Regions from separate parts of the Homo sapiens genome. Here region 1 is linked to region 2. A link is a contact called in ENCODE Hi-C or POLR2A ChIA-PET data. All regions are on one chromosome and are shown on one strand. The core of a region is the stretch at or near the end of the contact, and the rest is flanking DNA. Distances in the headings are between cores, read along the strand shown.

What was found. A loop is a pair of places that touch in the nucleus more often than their neighbours do. ChIA-PET counts read pairs that join two places held with the same protein, here RNA polymerase II (POLR2A). Pooled maps may share reads with other maps.
Region 1: a map of CD8-positive, alpha-beta T cell shows a loop between it and region 2 (11-fold over the local background). The contact joins the promoter of COQ9 here to the promoter of CNOT1 in region 2. A Hi-C loop is called at or near these places in 2 of 168 maps with a recorded cell type or tissue (CD8-positive, alpha-beta T cell and naive thymus-derived CD4-positive, alpha-beta T cell) and 9 of 50 pooled maps. POLR2A ChIA-PET finds 5 or more read pairs at or near these places in 1 of 52 experiments (activated B cell).

What each region holds. Positions count from the first base shown.
Region 1 is chr16:57,442,447-57,448,926 of GRCh38, reverse strand. COQ9 (coenzyme Q9) reads right to left here and starts at 1,448. Exons shown (of 9, transcript NM_020312.4): 1 at 1,349-1,448. The coding sequence starts at 1,421. It overlaps CIAPIN1 (cytokine induced apoptosis inhibitor 1), which reads left to right and starts at 1,542. Exons shown (of 9, transcript NM_020313.4): 1 at 1,542-1,585. RefSeq lists an enhancer at 1,336-1,630.
Region 2 is chr16:58,628,085-58,633,972 of GRCh38, reverse strand. It overlaps CNOT1 (CCR4-NOT transcription complex subunit 1), which reads left to right and starts at 4,147. Exons shown (of 49, transcript NM_016284.5): 1 at 4,147-4,245. RefSeq lists enhancers at 3,280-3,769, 4,060-4,269, 3,718-4,393, 4,394-5,070.

The sequences.
Region 1 (6,480 bases), core at 199-2,698, 1.2 Mb after region 2:
GCAGAATAGTATTCCATAAAAAAAATACTATTCTGTTGCTAGACAACTGGACTGTTTCTGTGTTTGGCTACTATGAATAAAATTGCTATGAATATACTTGTACTAACTTTTTTGTAGACACATACCTTCATTTCTCTTGGTGGATTTGCGGGGTCATAGACATTACTTTTACTACACATCTTTAGTTTGGAATTTTGTATAAATACAACAAAAGGGGGCTAGGCGGTGGCTCATACCTGTAATCCCAACACTTTGGGAGGCTGAGGCAGGCAGATAACTTGAGGTCAGGAGTTTTGGACTAGCCTGGCCAACATGGTGAAACCCCGTCTACTAAAAATAAAAAATTAGCTGGGCATGGTGGCACAACCCCAGCTACTAGGAAGGCTGAGGCAGGAGAATCACTTGAACCCAGGAGGTAGAGGCTGCAGTGAGCCGAGATTGTACCACTGCACTCCAGCCTGGGTGACAGAGTGAGACTCTGTCTCAACAACAAAATTAAGCCAAGTAGGGTGGCACGCACTTGTAGTCCCAGCTCCTTGGGAGGCTGAGGAGCCAGACCCTGTCTCAGAAAAAAAAAAAAAAGAAAAAAAAGAAACAGAATAGTATGTGCCAAAATATCAATATTTTAATACATGTACTGAAAGATACGGCACAAATATCCGCAAAACTTTGAAAAGGAAGGAGCAGATGCAAAGTATGACTGTAGTACCACTGAGGGTCATGAGAAGATTTTAGGTGAAATACAGGTGAACGTTTCATCAGTTATGTATGTATGCTAAAGTGTTAATGCATACGTTCTAATTAAGGAAGGCGATATTAGTTTTCCATTTATGACAATGATATAAAGTTTCCTCTTTAAGAACTCCTATTTAAAAATAAAAATACTGAGTACATAGTGGCAAAGGTGGTAAGAGAGTATCACAGAATTCGTGAAGTGGTGAGGAAACGGCTGGCTTTCGGGAAACAATGGACTAGGCTCTCTGTGGCCGTGTCCACCTGTCCTTCCAGTGGACTTGGCAATGGACTTGAGAATGGGTCTGCGACTGCCAGTTCTGTAACCAACAGGCTCAGGCTGCGTGACTTTCGTACCCCGAGCCCTCTCTGAGGCTCTGCCAACTCCATGAAATGGGGGTGACAGGCCCTGCCCCGCTGCATCTGCCCCTCACAGACAGCGGAGCAGGGCCGAAGCTAGCCAGGCGGCTCGCCCGAGCCCGCGCCGATGCCCTTCACCTCACCTTGCTCGTGGGCCGCCCCAACGGCCTCTTCCCCCCACCGTCGAACCCAGCTGAAGCCGGCCTCGCGCCCCCTCCGCGCTCCCCGCCTCTCCCCGGCTTGGCAGCCCCCTCACCGGGCAGGCATCGCAGCTGCAGGAGCCTCCAGCCCGCCCGGCCAAGCGCACCAGATACCGCCGCCGCCGCCATTTTGGAAGCGGGCACGTCGCCCACGGCGACGCGACCGGTAGCTACGGGACCACGGCCCTAAGGAGGGCGGAAGTCGTCGCTCCGTGGAGCCTCCTCCTCTCGCGAGAGGCGCAAGGCGTGGAGTCGACGGCTGGAGAGAAGCCGGGAGCGAGCCCAGGCGGCAGGTGAGAGTGGTGGGGGCCAGCTGAGCGCCAGAGCTCCCTCAACTGTCCCCTCCCGGCCCACCCTCGTTCCCACATCCTCTCATTTTCTCTTCCCACCCCGTTCCTCGATGGGAACGCAGCCACGGCCGCCCCGCTGAAAGCCCCGGCTGGTTTATTCCTGAGAAGTCGGTGTGAGGGGCCAGGGCCGGCCCTAACCTCCCTGGGGTCCTGACTGGGAATTTCTGCCGTTCCCCGGCTGCCTCGTCCCTTGCGCAGCCGGCCCTACTCTGAGGCCCCGGGGACACCACGCTGAGGAGAAACGGCTCCGAGCTTGGGATCGGGGAGACCTGGTTCTGAGACCCGGTCCTACCAGTAGCCAATCGTTGTGACCTTGGGCCTCAGTCCCCGTGACGTTTTGGTCCCTGGGGGTTCCTGGCAGCAAAGCACGAAAGCCTTGGAGTCGGGGGGTACCTGAGCTCACGATTGTAATTTCGAACCTGCAACTTGTCCGAACCCCCAGCGTGTTGAGTTGATATAATTAAGTATCCAGATCGGAAGGATGCTTGTTACTAGAACAGACAGCTAGGCCTTTGTCCAGAAGGATTGATTGAGTGGGTCTGGGTGTGGTCCAGGAATCTCATTTTAACCACTCCCTCGGGTGATTTGTAGGATCTGCAAGTTCGGGAAAGGCTGGTGCCCTTCATTCTGACATTACTGAGTGCCAAGCTCTGGATGGCTCAAGGAGGTCACGGTCTAGCCACTAACAGAGCACTTCACGGGGGTGTCATCAGAGAAGGCTTAGTAGGAAGAAGTAAACGGTTTTTGGGCTAAGAGTAACTGACGACAAGAGCATGTGATTCTGTCGATTTTGTGTTTGCAGTCAGACCCCATCATTGTGTCTGTTAAAGTTGTGCTTTGCACACCCCTTGTCAAATCTAGTCTTTTCAGAATATCCGGCTCCCCCCTGCACGGGTGCGGGGAAGACCTCCTAAGCCAAAACTTACCCCAAAGGTTAAAATTTTAGATCCATATTTCTGGTTTTAGGTAAAACACTCCTCTCCATAAGGATTTGTTTCTGAGTTCTATCCATCCATCTTTGAATGAGCCTTTCCTGTGGAAACTAACATTTGGGTATCCTTTCTGAAACCCTAATTCCTGACACACGCCAAATGCCTGGAGACGTTCCTGTTTCATTGTTGATTCTCACTTTTTAAAAAAAATTCTGGGCCAGGCTCATGCCTGTAATCCCAGCACTTTGGGAGGCTGCGGCGTGTGGATCACTTGAGCTCAGGAGTTCGAGACCAGCCTGGGCAACATGGCGAAACCGCATCTCTACAAAGAATACAAAAATTAGCTGGGTGTGGTGGTGGGTGCCTGTAATCCCAGCTATTTGGGAGGCTGAGGCGGGAGAATCGCTTGAACCCCGGAGTCGGAGGTTGCAGTGAGCCAAGATTGTGCCATTGCACTCCAGCCTGGGCAACAGAGCAAGACTCTGCCAAAAAAAAAAAAAAAAAAAAAAAAAAAAAAACCTCTAAGGTCTTAGTCTAAGTGTCTAGACAGAGCGTTCTCTTGAGGGCAGGGAACAAGTGTCTTCTTGTCTGTCTCCCGTGTAGGGACAGGCACATAGTAGGTTTCTTAGGTCTCATTTGCAGGTTGTAATTGTGCCTTCCTACCATTCTGCTAAAGCTGGCAGGGAAACTGAGGCCCAGAGAGGGGCAATGGCTGACTTGGATTGCACAGCAGGCTGGTTAGGCCCACTTGGTACTGGTCACCCAGAGGCCAGGCAGTGACATGTATGTGCACAAGAGCTTCAGTTAGTTAATTTTATGTTTTTAATTTAATTTTTTTTTATTTTGAGATGGAGTCTCACTCTGTCTCCCTGGCTGGAGTGCAGTGGCAAGATCTTGGTCCACTACAACGTCCGCCTCCTGAGTTCAAGCAATTCTGCCTACCTCAGTCTACCAAGTAGCTGGGATTACAGGTGCACGCCACCATGCCCAGCTAATCTTTGTATTTTTAGTAGAGACGGGTTTTCTCCATGTTGGCCAGGCTGGTCTTGAACTCCTGACCTCAGGTGATCCACTTGCTTCAGCCTCCCAAAGTGTGGGATTACAGGTGTGAGTCACTGCACCCAGCCCAGTTAGTTAATTTTAATTAGGATTTTCCTTTCTGATAACTGTCAGTATTCTTGGAACTCTTTTATGCACCCGAGTTAAAGAATTTTTTGAACTGAAGCCCAAACTTCAGTGTTATTTTTTGCTTTTGTCCCCTTTCACCAGAAGAGAGACCAAATGCCTCAAGATTTGATGCTTACTGGGCACCTAAAAAACAGTCTGTTCTCAGACATCCGCTTTTACTGCCTGCCAGTAACATTTTAGAAGGGCCATGCACATGTGTGTGCCTCAGTCAGAGTTGGAGAGGTACCCAACAAGCTCAGTGACGTGACAATGATGCTACCTCTTATTATGAAACTGGGTCCTGACTCACAGCTTCTAAGCATGTTGTCTTAGATACTGGACACTTTTTCCTTACGGGTTTTTTTGTTTTAAAAGACAAATTCACAACAGCAACATAAAATTCTGATGATGAAAAGTATCACACTTTGGCTTTAGATATTTAAAAGAATATTATCTCCTATTTTATTTGAAAAATGCTGACTGAAAGTAGTGGCTATGCCTGTTTTTTGAGGGTTGATGTTTAATGAATGTAGTTCATAAGCTCCTCTTGCCATAAGATTAGTTTTGGGAGATACGGAACGCAAAGCATTTTACATTCTTCTAATTTACTGACACAGTCCCACTGGAGTACTGTCCAAAGATCATAAAGCGCAGCTCTTACACTAATTCTAACAATGAAAAAGCAGGTTCCCATCACTCCCTGGAGTGTCCTCCTATCAGGCATGGCTAAGGAGAAGCAGGGTTTTATAGGACTGCTTGAAGCAAAGGCAGGTAAACTAGCCACAGAGAAGTGGAAGCCCAGAGTTCTAGAACATTACTTTACAGAGCTCTGTGTGCCAGAGCCTGCCGAGTGCCTTGCTTATTTTTATCTTCTCATTTGCTTCTTACAGCAGCCTCGCAAAATATGAGGTTTTTATCCCTACTTTACTGATGAGAAAACAAATTCAAAGAGTCTAGTAACTTATCCATGGTCATGTGCCCATAAGATCCAGTGGTAAATAGAACCCTAGGTCATCTGCACTCAAAACCTGTGCCCTATAAAAGCCTCCGTAAATGTTGCTGAAAAGGTCTAGACATTTGGCTTGTTTTCTCTAGCTAATAAGTAAGCTTTTGCCCTTCGTTTCCTTTATGAGGGTTTTTCTGTAAGTACAGTGCAAAGTTGTGGTAGTCTAGTAGGTGGGGTCTTTTTCATCCCTTTCTATTGTCCCAAGGAAGAACCTATTCCAACATCATTCTAGAAACAGGTCATTTTTTTTTTCTTATAACTTAATGCCCAGCAATCCATACTCCCATCTTGCCTGGCTGGTTCTTAAATGGGAGATTGATCCCATATTGCACACCTTGAAGTTTGCAAGGGTTCTTCCTCGACATCATGTGCCAGTTAAAAGTTTCAGTTCTTGATTGTGTGCTGTTTAGGGATTTAAAAACCAAAATTGGCCAGGCACGGTGGCTCATGTCTGTAATCCCAGCACTTTGGGAGGCCGAGGTGGGCAGATCACTTGAGGTCAGGAGTTTGAGAATAGCCTGGCCAACAACTCTGTTGCTACTAAAAATACAGAAATTAGCCAGGTGTGGTGGCGTCCACCTGTAATTCCAGCTACTTGGGAGGCTGAGGCATGAGAATTGCTTGAACGCTGAAGGCGGAGGTTGCACTGAGTTGAGATTGTGCCACTGCATTCCAGCCTGGGTGACGGAGTGAGACTCTGTCTCAAAAAACAGAACAAACAAACAAAAACACCACAGAATTAGCTGGATGCCGTGGCTCACACCTGTAATCTCATCACTTTGGGAGGCTGAGGCGGGTGGATCACCTGAGGCTGGGAGTTCAAGACCAGCCTGACCAACATGGAGAAACCCCGTCTACTAAAAAAATACAAAAGTAGACGGGCATGGTGGTGCACGCCTGTAATCCCAGCTACTCAGGAAACTGAGGCGTGAGAATCGCTTGAACCCGGGAGGCAGAGGTTGTGGTGAGCCAAGATTACACTCCAGCCTGGACAACAAGAGTGAAACTCTGTCCTCCCCACCACCCCCGCAAAAAAAAAAAAAAAACAAAACCAGAATTATTGTCTTTTTAATTATTTTTTTTTCTTTTTTTTTTTCCATTTTTACTTGCCCTCTGTCATTAAGGAAAACAGAGTTAAATGACTAAAGAATCCTACTTGTCTGATAACACTTAGCATCCTTTTAGGGGCGCTTGCAGTTGGATCATATGGAAGGAGCTAGATAAAAGGCATGATGAGGGGAAAATGCAAAGGGTTTTCATAGAATAAGGAGGGATCACTTTGGAATGGTGGGAGATACAGGTAGAGCCAGATTATGGAGGCCGTGGATCCAGAAGGCCAATTGACATCAGTCTAGCAAATAAAACCTTTAGTAACTCCTTTAGGAAAAGAGTGACAAATCAAAGTGCTATAGTATTTAATGCTTGAGTGTTAAATATTTAACATCCTGAGTATGTTTTGTAGGCAAAGAGGAGAGTTACTTGAAGTGAACTTTGGTTTTTTTGAGACAGGGTCTGGAATGTAGTGGCACAATCTTGGCTCACTGCAGCCTCAACCTCCTGGGCTCAAGCAGTCCTACCACCTCAGGCCCTCTCCTCCACCCCAGTAGCTGGGACTACATAAGATTACTACATAAGACTACCATAGATTCTGTCACCACGCCCAGCTAATTTTTGTATTTTTAGTAGAGATGGGGTTTCACCACGTCGCCCAGGCTGGTCTTGAACTCCTGGAC
Region 2 (5,888 bases), core at 2,898-5,397:
ATGGCAGGTACCTGTAATCCCAGCTGCTCGGGTGGCTGAGGCAGGAGAATCGCTTGTAACTGGGAGGCAGAGGTTGTAGTGAGTCAAGACCATGCCATTGTACTCCAGCTTGGGCAAAAAAAGAAAAGAAAAAAAAAAGAAAAAAAGAAAAAAAAAGTAGTCTATAGAATAAAAAGCCCAAGTTTCCTTTTACCCTTCCTCATTCCCACTCCTCTCCCTACAGACAAACATTGGTGTTAGTTGGGGGGGAGAAGTATATCTTTTCAAATGTTTTGATGCATTTAGTTATATATAAATATAGATATAGTTATTTTCTTCCACACAAATGGTAACATAATGATTATATATTTTTTCTTTCCTTCATCTAACTTTCTAATTTAGCAATAAATCTTAGAACCATTCCATATAAGCAAATGTAGACTTACCTCATTTTTAAATTATTATTATTTTTTTAGACTGATTTTTGTATTTTTGTATTTTAGAGACAGGGTTTCACCATGCTGGCCAGGCTGCTCTCGAACTCCAGACCTCAGGCGATCCACCCGCTTCGGCCTCCCAAAGTGCTGGGATTACAAGTGTGAGCCACTGTACCCGGCCAACTTACCTCATTTAAAAAAAAAAAAGAGGCTGGGCATGGTGGCTGATGCCTGTAATCCCATCACTTTGGGAGGCCGAGGTGGGCAGATCACGAGGTCAGGAGATTGAGACCATTCTGGCTAACACAGAGAAACCCCGTCTCTACTAAAAATACAAAAAATTAGCCAGGCGTGGTGGCGGGCGCCTGTAGTCCCAGCTACTTGGGAGGCTGAGGCAGGAGAATGGCACGAACCCGGCAGGCAGAGCTTGCAGTGAGCCAAGATCATGCCACTGCACTCCAGCCTGGGTGACAGAGTGAGACTCCGTCTAAAAAAAAATTCATAATATTTCATTAAAAAGTACGATATTTATTTATTTATTTATTTATTTATTTATTTTTGAGTCACAGTCTCACTCTGTCACCCAGGCTTGAGTGTAGTGGTGCGATCTACGCTCACTGCAACTTCTGTCTCCCGGGTTCAAGTGATTCTCTTGCCTCAGCCTCCCGAATAGCTGGGATTACAGGCGCCTGCCACCACACCTGGCTAATTTTTGTATTTTTAGTAGAGATGGGGTCTGGCCCAAAGTACCATACATTTTATTATTGTTTCCAATCTTTTGGGTCCCCATAAACAACGCTTCCATGTATATCTGTATGCACTCTGCACACATTTGCAATGTTCATCTGTGGAGTAAATTCTTAGACATGGAATTACTGGGTCAGTGGGGTCGGCATTTTCACTTTTGATAAACTCGGCCAAAATGCTGCTCTACATAGGGGTTTTGGTAACTTTTACTAGCAACCGTGCAGGGAAGGGCCTTATTCCTCATCCTTGTTCTGTTTAGGGGGCCTTTTACTTCTAAGATTACAATGTTGTAAGTCGATTTCTCCCTTTAGTACCCTGCAAGGCCTATTTGCACATATGCCTACCATGTGCCAGACACAATACTAGGTGCTGAGAATACAGCTGTGAACAAGACGGAAGTGATCCTTCTTCTTACTATATGTGGGGTCCCTGGCTCTTGCACAGTTCTGCTCTTGCACAGTTGCTTGAAAGCACAAGGGACTCAGTAAATGTAGGCTGAAAGACCTGGCCTCCAACTAAGGAAAGGGAGGTGTCGAAAAGTATTTTTAGGCTGGGCTTGGTGGCTCATGCCTGTAATCCCAGCACTTTGGGAGGCTGAGGCGGGTGGATTACCTGAGGTCAGGAGTTCAATACCAGCCTGACCAACATGGTGAAACCCTGTGTCTACTAAAAATACAAAAATTAGCTGGGTGTGGTGGCACGTGCCTGCAATCTCAGGTACCTGGGAGGCTGAGGCAGGAGTCTTGCTTGAACTGGGGAGGCCGGAGGTTGCAGTGAGCTGAGATTGCACCATTGCACTCCAGCCTGGGCAACAAGAGCAAAACTCCGTCTCAAAAAAAAAAAAAAAAAAAAAAAAAAAAAAAAAAAAAAAGATGTGTTTTTAGGACATATGCTCAGTTAACTAGGCCAGTCACAAAAAGACAAATACTGCATGATTCCACTTATATGAGGTATCTAAAGTAATCAAACTCAGGAACATAAAGAAGAATAGTGATTGTCAGGGACTAGGGGGAGGGGGAAATGGAAGGTGTTAAACAACAGATGTAGTTTCAGTTTTGCAAGATGAAAAAGTTCTAGAGATCTGTTGTACAACAATATGCATATAGTTAACACTACTGTATTCTACACTTAAAAATGATTAAGATGGTAAATTTCATGTGTTTCTTACCATAATTTTTTTTAAGTATTTTTTTGGGCACGAGAGGTAATATGAGAGAGATGGCCAGAAGACCACCTACTGAGCCTAGTCTGAGGACAGGGGTGAGCACAGGGATAGGTTTGAATTTCTTTTTCTTTTCTTTTTTTTTTTTGGAGACGGAGTCTCGCTCAGTCGCCCAGGCTGGAGTCAAGCGGCGCGATCTCGGCTCACTGCGACCTCTGCCTCCCGGGTTCACGCCATTCTCCTGCCTCAGCCTCCCGAGTAGCTGGGACTACAGGCGCCCGCCACTACGCCCGGTTAATTTTTCTGTATTTTTAGTAGAGACGGGGTTTCACCGTGTTAGCCGGAATGGTCTCCATCTCCTGACCTCGTGATCCGCCCGCCTCGGCCTCCCAAAGTGCTGGGATTGCAGGCGTGATCCGCAGCGCCCTGCCTTTTTTTTTTTTTTTTTTTTTTTGAGACAGAGTTTTGCTCTGTCGCTCAGGCTGGAGTGCAGTGGCGCGATCTCTGCTCACTGCAACCCACGCCTCCCGGGTTCAAGCGATTCTCCTGCCTCAGCCTCCTAAGTAGCTGGGATTACAGGTGTGCGCCACCACGCCCGGCTAATTTTTTGTATCTTAGTAGAGATGGGGTTTCACCGTGTTAGCCAGGATGGTCTCGATCACCTGACGTCGTGATCCACCCGCCTCAGCCTCCCAAAGAGCTGGTATTACAAGCGTGAGCCACCGCGCCCGGCCTTAATTTCAAAAGGTAATAGAGCTAACCAGTCAACACTTCCTTCCCAATCCTTTCTCTTTTGGGTACAGGTGAGTATAAAATCTTACCAACTATCATAGTTAACAAACAAACCATAGCAAAATATGTTTCTATGCTTTTTCTCTTGAGAGCAAAGGACATGGGTATCCTTTCTTAGACGGCTTCTAGGACTTAAGCCAGGAAGAGAACTTGCGTCTCCTACGTCTCTGGAAGGCGTCTCTGGAAGGTGTCCCTTCTTCAATAGACAGAACTAAAACAGAAAGTTCCCTTGACCAAAGCGAAGCAAGCGAGGACAAGGTGGCCACCTGGGTGACTACAACCCCCAGCATGCACTGCTCCTTCTAGGGCGCAGCGACGAACGAAGACGCATTACTTCTGCGATGGGAACGGGGTAGAGGAGCGCGACTACACATCCCAGGATGCAAAGCGCCCCAACTCTAGTCACAACCTGGCTTGCTTTCTGGCTGGCGTTCCCCGCCAAAGGGACACTAGGGGAGGGGATTGTTTCGGTTGGGAATCCCCGAAGTCTACTGGACCGTGACATTTCGAAAGAGGAAGGAAAGTGGAGGAAAGCTGTTTCACTGTAATTCAAAGTAGTTCCCGCGCAGGGTGGCGAGGAGTTATGGGCCCCTTCCATAATTTATTGTTCCTCAAAGGCAATGCCAAGCCCCACTGGTCGCAGCCCTCCAGGGCAGGTGGGAAGTACGTGAAGCCCCAAATCGAAGTTATCAGCCTCTCCCTATTGGCCCTCGCCTCGAGCGCAGGCGCGAGGGCTCTGACTCCGGTCCCCTGGGCCTGGTGAGCGGCAATTGGCCAAAGTCCGCGAAGTAGGAGGCCGGATTGGTAGTTGCTAGCAGGAGCCTGATTTCTTCCTCGACTTCTGCAAGTGATAGAGTGTGATTGGTTTAAATCCGCGGGCACCTGTCGGTGATTGGGTAGAAGCCACAGGCGGGGCGCGGCCATTGGCTGGCTCTGGGGCCATCCCTCCTCGGGCGGGCAGCGAATGATGAAATGGGAACGGGGAGGGGAAAGGCCGCGACGTGAGCGCGCGACCTCCGGCGCCATTTTGTAGAGAAACAAGCGGAGTTAACCGAAGAGGGGGTCGAGGAGAGCCGGAGTCGGGGACCCAGGAGTTTCCTGTGTCCAGCGCTGCCGGAGCCGCCTGAGGTGAGGCGGGTTGGCGTCAGGGGCTAGGGTAGGGTGGCGGTGTCAGCTTGGGAACGCGAGAGCCGGTGGGAGGAGGAACAGGGGTGGACCTGGGGCCACTGGAAGCGTTTCCCGGAGCTCTAGGGAGTGAGAGGCAGCCGGGACGGGGAAGTGGGACGAGGCGGGAGAGGGCGGACTCTTCTCCACACGGCTCTCGGAGGCTTCGCGCTCTGAAGATGAGAGGCCAGCGAGAAGGCTCCAGGAAGCGGAGGGTAGAGCGCGGGGTGAGACCCATGGTGGTCTCTGTCCCGGGCCTGGAGGCTCAGGGGGCGGCAGCGGCGGCAGTTCGTGTCGCTGGGCCTGGCTTCGCGCGGGTTGCACCCCTCTGAGACCTCCACGACCTCCTTAACTACTGTTTCTGTCTCTGCTCCCTGATGGTTGCAGTGGGCATCGGCTTCCGAGGCCTAGGGCTTCTGGCGGGGGGGACCGTGTTTGGAGTTTTTGCATGTTTCCAGTTCTTCTCCGTGTACTCGGAGCTGCCACTCTCCCCGTCTTACGCCCCCAGCACGTTGTCAAAGCCCCCCAGGTTTCGGGTGTCCCCGGATGGGAAGGGCGGGCGGGAGCAAGCACTTCCTTATTACTTGCTACAGGTTTTGTTCCACTCGCGCGCCTGGGCGCTCACACTTTCTTTGAAGTTGGCCCCCACCTACTCGGTCCGGTGTCTGCAGTAGTGGCGGTCCTGCTCACCCAGGACAAGTGTCCCGCTAGTGAGCTGAGCACTTGTAGGCCTCAAGGCTGATAAGATCCACGGCAGGTCTTGTAGAGGTACTTAAGGCCAAACACAAATAATACTTTTTCAGTACCACCTCCTTTGCAGAATTCACCCAAGAGGGCTCACAGATACTAACTCCCCGAGGAGTAAGCTTTGTAGATTAAAAAAGAATGCTTGACATCTGTGCGTTTGAAAATGTTGTATTTAAAATAAACTTTATGACAAACTTTTCCCATGAAGTTAATCAAATGTCACATTTCTTAGGACTCTAATAAAGTCTGTTTTCTTCCTGAAAACTGAGTAACAATGCTTAACCTACCCTGCCGATTTCTCTACAATTCGATAGCCTGTGACTACTTGGGTTTTTTTTTTTTTTTAAGTCAGTGATTGAGTGAATATAATTATACTGTTTGAAACAATGCCGAACGTTTTCCTTATGACAGCCCCTTTGATAGGAATAGGGAATACATGGATTAAAAAAATGAGGGAAGGCAAGTAAAATATTAGGAGGAAGGTCAAACAGATTAAGAACAATTTTTTTCTATAGGTACTTGGGTTTAATACTTAAGTGATCTGTGGTCCCGGTTGGTATTCCTACCCTTTTAAAGATTGGCAGCAGAGTATTTTAGCTATTAAGAAGACATGTGGTAACAGTTTAAATAATTATGTTTTAGGATACTGCAAATTGTTACCTTGTCTAAGGAGAATATGCATTGATGATACATGGTTTTAGGTGGCTAGCTGTGCTTTGACTGAAATGATAGCATGTTGATAAAACTAGTTTGGAGAGTTAGTTCCTTTTCAACAAGTGTGGGTTCCCCAAGTCTTAGTGGAAACAAGTCTAGAATCGACTGGGCGCGGTGGCTCACGCCTGTAATCCCAGCACTTAGGG